Linked DNA regions of Homo sapiens: all the other regions are linked to region 3. The links are chromatin contacts, found by Hi-C or POLR2A ChIA-PET in ENCODE. All regions are on one chromosome and are shown on one strand. Each heading gives the region's core, a stretch centred on a gene start or an enhancer-like site at or near the end of the contact. The rest is flanking DNA. Distances are from core to core; before and after follow the strand shown. Region 1 overlaps MAP3K13 (mitogen-activated protein kinase kinase kinase 13). Region 2 overlaps MAP3K13 (mitogen-activated protein kinase kinase kinase 13). Region 3 holds the start of MAP3K13 (mitogen-activated protein kinase kinase kinase 13).

Region 1 (2,721 bases), core at 81-2,580, 40 kb after region 3:
CTGATAGATGGAATCTCCTCGGGGAGCTTCATGGATCAGCCCTCTGTCCATTACCATGTAGCAGGATTATAATTTATAGCCCCAGATGGTGACTCCCTACCCCACCACTCCCTATTTACTTCAGTAAAGCGGCAGAGGCATTAACTATTAAATTGCTTCCCTCTTTTTAAAATAATTGATGTCATTTGCAAAGGGCTTTATATAAAAATACACGTACTTATTAAAACATTTTAGTAAGTAAAGTTTCATCAGTATATGAAGAACATTATGCATTGTAATAAAATATAAACAACCACATGGTCAGGCTTATTTTTCTTGGCATACTTCCATGTGGAAATGAGGTTTTGAGGCACGATTTCTGGTGAGATTCCTGGATTTTCATAGGAGAGTGTCAGCTCTTTCTTTTTGGTAGATTATTAAAGCTTATGGAGCGACCTCTTACCTGGAAACCCGGATTATTTGCATCCCAGGGTCCTACCAGAAAATATAACCTATAATTTTTAGTTACTCAATATTCTTGAAAGCTTGAGTGTGATAAATGATGCTCAAGGAAGAGTTCCCGAAGGAGATGCAATCCATCCCCTTCTGGATTAAATCAGATTTTCAAGAATTATTTACTTGGACTCTCCCTACTATAAGTGTTGCTTTTCTGGCATTTGGGGAATCTCACCTTGGGTGGACAGGTGCTCTTAAAAACGGTCCTAGGAAAGACGCCACTGTATTTGCTGGGAAGCTATTGTTGAGGCTACTTTATCCTCATTCTGGGTATATCAATGAAAGAAAAGCCTCTCGGGCCTTAGCACATACAAATTATTATTCATGGTAGTAGTATCACAATTTATTTATTTATTTATTGTCAGGGTTTTTTTTCTACAAATTATTTTTATCTACTGGTTTTTGCTTTGGGTGGTTTTTTAAAACATTTTCTTTGTGTTGTTTCTTCACCTCTTTACCTATTACCATGTACATCTTTGTCTGGAGTCTGTGTCCTTTCTTCTAGTGTGTACTTTTAAAATTTAAGTCTGTTTAAGAAGTCAAGCTTATTATATCCAGTCTCATTATAAAATCATAATGTTCTCGCCTTTGAATTTTAGTATTTATTGTCTGTGCTGTTGAATTCTTAAGATCTCTAACATCTCCACGGTGTGAACCATGGACAGCATTTATTAGGACGTAGAGGCCAGATGATGCCTGGAAATCTTACTGTGTAATTTAATCCTGGGCGCTGTGTTGTTTGGCTTCATTGGACTCTGAGTGTGCATATATAATTATGTGCGCATGTGTAAAAAACCCAGCCCTGATAGGAAAGAGAGGGAGGAACATCATTAGCAGAGATTAGATTTGTCTCTCCAGCTGGGCAATGTGCCTCTGAATTCCAAGGGCTTTCCCCAGTGTAAATTATTAGACTGACTCAGCTGCTGTTCAATTCCCCCCTGGCTGAACTGCTTTTGCTAATACTGTTAAGCTGTGGCCCAGGAGACAAAACGTCCTGAGGTACTAGATATATCTGACGCATGCAAAAGGCAAAACCTCCCTATTTCTCATATTTAGAAGATACTGGTATATAGTCTTCCCAAATCAAAAAATAAAAGGCAAAATGGAGATAAGAAAAACCGTGCCAAACCTCAGCTATACATAGAGTGCTTTGGAAATTGTTAGTAGACTGAAATAATTTCTATCTAGCTAAAGTAGATAGGCGTAATCTAATCAAAAGAGTTTAATTCAGATCAGTTGAGAGTATCTGACTTTAGATCTGCTGCTGTTCGGAAATTGCTGAAGTCTAAACAAATTAACCCCACTCTGAACCAACATACATCTCCTTGATTGATTCAGGGCCACAGAGTGGTCTTTTCTGAATTTCTTCAGAGGTGATAATACACTAACATTTATGAAAACTTGAACTTTTTAAATATAGCATGAAGCATAAGGCACAACATAATGTACATACTTATTAATTGGTTGAATAGAATTTATGGCTATAGTAAATGCTCTGTTTTAGTTTTTTTCCATTCACAATTAGGACTATGTGTATGTTGTACTAATGTAATTCAAAAAGATATGGTGAGGTGATGGATATGCTAATTAACTTGATTGTGGTAATCATCACAATGTACATATATCTCAAAACATCACACTGTACAATTTTTGTCAATTTATTTTTTACTGTAAATATAATTTTTATTTGTCAGTTATACCTCAGTAAAGCTGGAAAACAAAAACAAGAAGACATGATATCTTTCCTCTATGGTTTTATTACCGAAAATGGCCAACTTATATATACAGATAAACCTAATGGCTGGTTTATCCATCACAGGTCAGGAGAATAAATGAAATGCATAGATAATATAGAAGCTGTAATCAGGTAATTATTTATATCTTTCTTTAAAAAGTCACAGTTTTGTTATCAACTCTATTAACAAGTAGCAAAATTATCTGACCTAAGGTTTGCTTTTTTCCCCCTCCTTCCTTTCCTTTTACTTTGGAGAAGGTGCTGAAGAATAGGACTAAAATATAAAGAACAAGGACATCAGATAACAATGGGATCATTTAATGATCAATTTTTAGGACTGTAAAATGCCCAGCACAGTGCCTAGGCACTCAGCAAGTGATACCTGCCACTACCACTGCCATTAACATTATCTGCAGCAGTAGCAGCCATACTTACACTCTGCATAAACAGTAGCCTGGATAGTGCGTGAGTGTAAGATTAAATACTGGAAA
Region 2 (2,700 bases), core at 143-2,642, 58 kb after region 3:
CTGTTGACCTTTTAAACATAATTTCTTAAAATGCTTACTTAATTATACACATTTTAAATTTTTATGCCTATTAATATTTATATATTTAAAGGTACATATATGTCTGTATCTTATTTTTAAAACATTTAAAGTTACTGATTTTATCATTCATATGGCAGCTGGATTTAGGTCAGAAAATGTTGAATATTAATACTTAAAATACCATATATTATTTATTAAAGATTTATGGAGATAGCATTTATGATATGATTTATGGATAAATCATTCCTTTGGTCAAGATGTTTCACCTTTGACTTAAGGCATTTTTGAAGCCTCACAAGTTTCTATTTCTTGATAAATTTATAGACTACTACTCTGAAAATGAAGTATCTTTATTCATTTTAAAGCCTACAATAAACTTATTTTAACTGTAATCACAGTTGCATTTATAGGTACTGGTATTCAAAAGGTAATTTGTCACCATGGAGAATTTGCTTCTTTGTAATTTTTATTTTTTTGATGTCTCCAGCATACTTCAAGATTATTAAACATTCATAATCTTAACCGAAAATATAGGTACATGGTAAACATGGAATCAATATTTTTGAATGCATAATTGTTTCATGAAATATTATAAAGAAGATGAAAAGAGGTAGGTCAGTGGATTTTGTCGATTTGAGTTTTTATTGTTCCTTCAAATAGGCGTTTCAGGAGATGGTCCACAGTTAAGAGAGTAAGTAGGGATAAAGGCACGATTGTAGGCCATTCTTTTTACCTGATTTGAAGTCACATACTTCTAATCACACAACTCCATTCGAAGAAGCTAGCTAATGTTTTCAAAGTTCAAATTAAGATCTGGGTGACAGACCTCTATCCTGGAAAGATCATTTTATGTTATTACTATGCACAAGTAAAGTAATCTAAGTTTTAAAATGGGATTGATGCTCCTAGAAGCAGAAATTATTTTATGTTCTCAACTGCTATATGAATTTTAGAGAAATGACCAGAAGACTAAGATGGCAGTGTTGTATTCATTTTTAAAGATAGGCAAGAAGACGCCAAGTAAAGAGAAGATAGCTTAGAAAGAGCTCAGTGTCAATCAATAAATCTTGTAGCAATAATGCTTACTTTAATTTTTTATTCAATTTTAGTCACATCAAAAACTTTGTGGGGCTAAATTGTCCAAAATCTTTGATTTATTCATATTTATGATATAAAATTTAAAATCTGATCATTATAAAAATCCTCAATTAGTAACATGGGAAAAATTGTATTCTATGATAGAAATCCAAGAATTTAAGGGCCATTTGGCCACATTACCTCCTCCATTCCTCTTTCTCTCTACATTGCATCCTGGGATCTTGGCACAAAACCAAGGTAATTTCCAGAAATTGGCAGTGCCCTGCCAAATGCACAGCTGCTGCTGTCTCCAACTCTTGCCTACTAATTTTGCACAAACCACTTCCTCCTCTTGGGGCCAAGAAACTCAGAAGGTAGGGAAAGTGTTCCTCAAGGGCAGATACGGGAGCACTTCCTGCACCCTTTGCGGATCGGGACCTGTTGTAAGGGCGGCAGTAGCATCACCTCACCTACAGACCTTCCCGGAGTACTTTCTTTTTCTTTTTTCTTTTCTTTTCTTTTCTTTTTTTGTTTTGTTTTGTTTTGTTTGTTTGTTTTTGTTTTGTTTTCGAGGCGGAGTCTCCCTCTATTGCCCAGGCTGAAGTGCAGTGGCAGCATCTCGGTTCACTGCATTCTCCACCTCCTGCCTGGGTTCAAGCAATTCTCCTGCCTCAGCCTCCCGAGTAGCTGGAATTACAGGCGCCTGCCACCATGCCCAGCTAATTTTTTGTAGTTTAGTAGAGATGGGGTTTCACCATGTTGAGCAGGCTGATCTCGAACTCCTGACCTCAGGTGATCTGCCTGCCTCAGCCTCCCAAAGTGCTGGGATTACAGGCATGAGCCACCGCACCTGGCTCCCATAGTACTTTCTTTTGATAAGGGTGCCATTCCAAACTTGCCCTTTATCCCTCCAATGTTCCTTGTCTTTTTCCCTTTGACTCTCAACATTCAAAAATCTTGCCCCACTTCCTTTCTGTCTCCTTCTAATTTATACTAGTTTTGATTTCTTATGAATTGAAAGGACCAAACAATCAGTTCCCATGAGGGTACCTGAGCCAGATTTGCACAGGGAGAGAGGAACTGAGAGGGCAGAAGACAGCCAGAGATAGTGGAACCACCTGTGTTCCCGCAGTTTCCACCTAACAGTCTCTTCACTGTGCAGTGGCAGCGTGTGGGTGTGCATACAAACACAGGTAAAACTTAGGTATTTTTAGCTTCCTACACTCTTCTTAAATGTAGAGTCAGCTCTGATCATATTTGAATATAGCCATGGTGATGATTTTTCTTTCCCTTTGTTCTTGTACCTCTCTATTTCTCTGCCTTTGTTGGGACCCGTTGGACTAGATATTCTTGGTGAGCATGAGGGAAGCCTATTTGACTACACATCTTTATACACCCTTGAGGTTTACCTCACCTCTGCCTACTCTGAGAGCAGTCAGTGGGTAGCCTCCTGCTGGCCTGTGGATAGGCGCAGGGTCACCCCGCTAGGTAGGCACTAGTGTTTCCTTGGGAATAGTTTTAGTGCATCTAGAATAGCACTGGGACTTGCTATTGTTTTTGTCATCAGTGGCCATGATACCACGGCTATTTGTTTCTCTTCAA
Region 3 (2,700 bases), core at 72-2,571:
TGTAGTGATATTCCACAATAAGCTCCTTTAGAGAAGTTTGTTAACTATGTTGTTTGCCAACGATATTCTATTGCTTCAATATAGACAGTACACTGAATATCTTTGCTGTGTGTAAAATTATCCTGAAAAGTTTTCCTTTTCCAAATGAGCTAAGAAGTGTGCAATACTTACTAGTGGTCAGGTTTAGACCCTCCAGAACCACTTAGAAACAGGCCACCACTTTCCTTCTCTCACAGTTGTATAAATAATCTGATTGAGAAATAGAGCAGATCTCTGTTCAGAATGTTCTTGGTCACTGGACACCTCATAACTGAGGCTTTATATTAACCACGATCGTTCTAGTTTCAAGGATTGAGGCCATTTCCCAAGTTCAGAAAAATCATGATCAGTATTTGTCAAGTATTAGTCATTGTGAAGTGTAGTGATGGGGAGTAGGGACAATAAATATATTCATCTCCAATTTTGTATAACTGAAAAGTGTAAAAATAAAGAAGAAAGAGATGCCTCTTGAGTGAATTTAATACAGCTGTTTTTGCTGTTAATAATAAAACATCTTACTGAAACCAAAATTTGTTCAAAGTTTCATTAAGTGCCCTTTTGGAGCTGTGTCTTAATCGACTGCCAGAAGTTGAATAAACCAATGAGGAAACACTGTACCCTACTTAAAAGTAGCAGTAAATTTTTCTTCCATATCCACTTTTGATACATCATGAAGGTCAGCAAGATGTTACTGCTGTGCAAAACAGCTACATTCGTGTAATATTATTTTCCATATGTCTGTTTTCTTAGTTACTAGATTATTGTTCCCATGCGTTCTTCCCGACAATTTTGCTTTTACAAGTCCCGACAATTTTGCTTTTACAAGTCGTGGTGAGCAGGGCATACATGTCCACTAGTCTGCTAGTTTTAGAAATGGTTTTCCTGACTTTGATTTGTTTTGATCGCATCAGGCATATTGCTGAACAGTAAGAAAAGGGTTGAAGAAAAGAGTTCTAATGAATAAAAGATGGGATTTCTTCTATATGCATTTTTGTTATCCTTGATTCCACAGAAATTCTATTTTGATTCCTTCATTCAATAACAATAATAATGTTTTTATGACTATCACAGCTTGAAACACACACACACACACACACACACACGCACACACACACACACACACACACACTCAAGCTGCCAGTCTGTCTTAAGGCAGTGGCAGATGCCTGATTGGCGGGCTCTGTTTATTCTGTGACCAGATTCCTTCTAAAAGAAGGAAGGCCATGTCTGCCTGAAGCCTATTGGCTGGGCCTACTCTGGACCCGCCCCTCTTTTTTTTTTCATGACACACACCACAGCGAAGTCTGTGCGGAATCCTAAACCAGCCCAATTTACATCCATTCATGAATCTGTGACGTCAGCAAGCCTTTGGGCTCCTTTGCGGTGGGCTGGAGGATTGTGTGGGTGGAATCCCCCTCCCCTTTATTTTTCCAATTCTGCAAGGCTTTTAAAATTCACCTTACATCTTTTCAAAGCAAGAAAATGGAACAGCATGTGTAGGAATTCTTCGTTGTTGTGAGTATTGCACTCTGTTTTTCCTGTTTCTTCAGTATTTATTTCACAAGGACAGACAGAGAATGTGTGATTTGAGGTGATTAGAAAGCTGATATTATTGAGGGCGACACCGTGAGAGAGACAGAGAGACAGAGGCGGAGAGAAACCCGAAACCCCGTTACAGCTAGGAGCCTCTGAAACTGACAGCTGGTTTTCCTTTGCTTGTCTGCCTGCTAGACGTGGACATTTTTCATTTACGGTTCTGCACGTTACCTCGGATGCCTGCTTGGCTTTCCTTAAAGGGAGATTCATTTCTCTGAGAGATGATGTGGATGGTATTAGCAGAAAAGCCCAGAACACCAGAAAGGTGCTGAGAAAAGCGGGGCCCGCAAGACAGAGCAGGTTCTATCCTGTGGGGCACTTGTCTTCCTTGCGACCGTCCTTTCTGCCGTTCCTCACCCTTCACCTTGCCTTTGTTTCATATTGTGTAACAGTCAGTATCTTGCGATTGCAATTTGGTGAAGATGAATACTTGTTCAACCATTTTTCAAAAGCTCTTATGACGGGAGCCATAGTGGTGTATTTATATATATTCATAGCTCTTCTTTATGTCACTCTCTACACTTTATAGTGTCAAAAACTTAAAAAGCTGCATTCGAGGGAAAGGGGGAATTATCCTTAAACTTGGGTTTTTCAATATCCTCTAATGAAAACTAAGAAGTGGTTACAATGTTCCACAATTATATTGCATAGAAATGCACATGAGTGTTTTCCTAAGATGAACTTATTAGCTGAAAATAGTTTATTCCACTGTGTTGGGGAAACATGGAAAAGTTCTGATATGTTCCATGTATAAAGTTGGTTTGGTAGTTTGCTACTGTAGTTTTAACAAAAAGTTACTATTTGTGATTGAATTTGTTTTCCAAGGGTCTGTTTATTCTGGTGAAAGTTGTGAGAGTAAAGAAGAGGGATGTGACATTGTGACATGTTCTGCCCCTGGGGCAGCTCCTCAACCCGAATAATCTGACAGCATTTCCCAACTGCTTCACTTTGAGCGATTTATATGCCAGTCTGCAGCATGTACCCAGTTGTTCTTTCTCCTGAGAAAGCAAAATGCCTGATATTTCTTATAATCCAGGCTGCCATGTTTACCTTGTAAAATCAATA

Evidence for each region. A loop is a pair of places that touch in the nucleus more often than their neighbours do. ChIA-PET counts read pairs that join two places held with the same protein, here RNA polymerase II (POLR2A). Pooled maps may share reads with other maps.
Region 1: a loop to region 3 is called in a map of endothelial cell of hepatic sinusoid, with 6 times the contacts of the local background. The contact joins the enhancer-like site here to the promoter of MAP3K13 in region 3. A Hi-C loop is called at or near these places in 3 of 168 maps with a recorded cell type or tissue (Calu3, dorsolateral prefrontal cortex and endothelial cell of hepatic sinusoid) and 2 of 50 pooled maps. POLR2A ChIA-PET finds 5 or more read pairs at or near these places in 4 of 52 experiments (GM12878, MCF 10A, activated T-cell and 1 more).
Region 2: a loop to region 3 is called in a map with no recorded cell type, with 4 times the contacts of the local background. The contact joins the enhancer-like site here to the promoter of MAP3K13 in region 3. A Hi-C loop is called at or near these places in 2 of 168 maps with a recorded cell type or tissue (Calu3 and dorsolateral prefrontal cortex), 6 of 37 single-sample maps with no recorded cell type and 7 of 50 pooled maps. POLR2A ChIA-PET finds 5 or more read pairs at or near these places in 3 of 52 experiments (GM12878, MCF 10A and PC-9).

Annotation. Positions count from the first base shown.
Region 1 is chr3:185,401,466-185,404,186 of GRCh38, forward strand. The region is part of intron 1 of MAP3K13 (mitogen-activated protein kinase kinase kinase 13); the gene reads left to right. Among named protein-coding and RNA genes, the nearest start is that of MAP3K13, 40 kb to the left of the region's middle. Within about 2 kb of position 1,331, at least 2 of the 41 ENCODE cell types and tissues checked have a DNase peak (open chromatin) inside an H3K27ac peak, as active enhancers do.
Region 2 is chr3:185,419,544-185,422,243 of GRCh38, forward strand. The region is part of intron 1 of MAP3K13 (mitogen-activated protein kinase kinase kinase 13); the gene reads left to right. Among named protein-coding and RNA genes, the nearest start is that of MAP3K13, 58 kb to the left of the region's middle. Within about 2 kb of position 1,393, at least 4 of the 41 ENCODE cell types and tissues checked have a DNase peak (open chromatin) inside an H3K27ac peak, as active enhancers do.
Region 3 is chr3:185,361,815-185,364,514 of GRCh38, forward strand. It overlaps MAP3K13 (mitogen-activated protein kinase kinase kinase 13), which reads left to right and starts at 1,322. Exons shown (of 14, transcript NM_004721.5): 1 at 1,322-1,554. RefSeq lists a silencer at 1,154-1,303 and enhancers at 1,774-1,863, 1,954-2,013.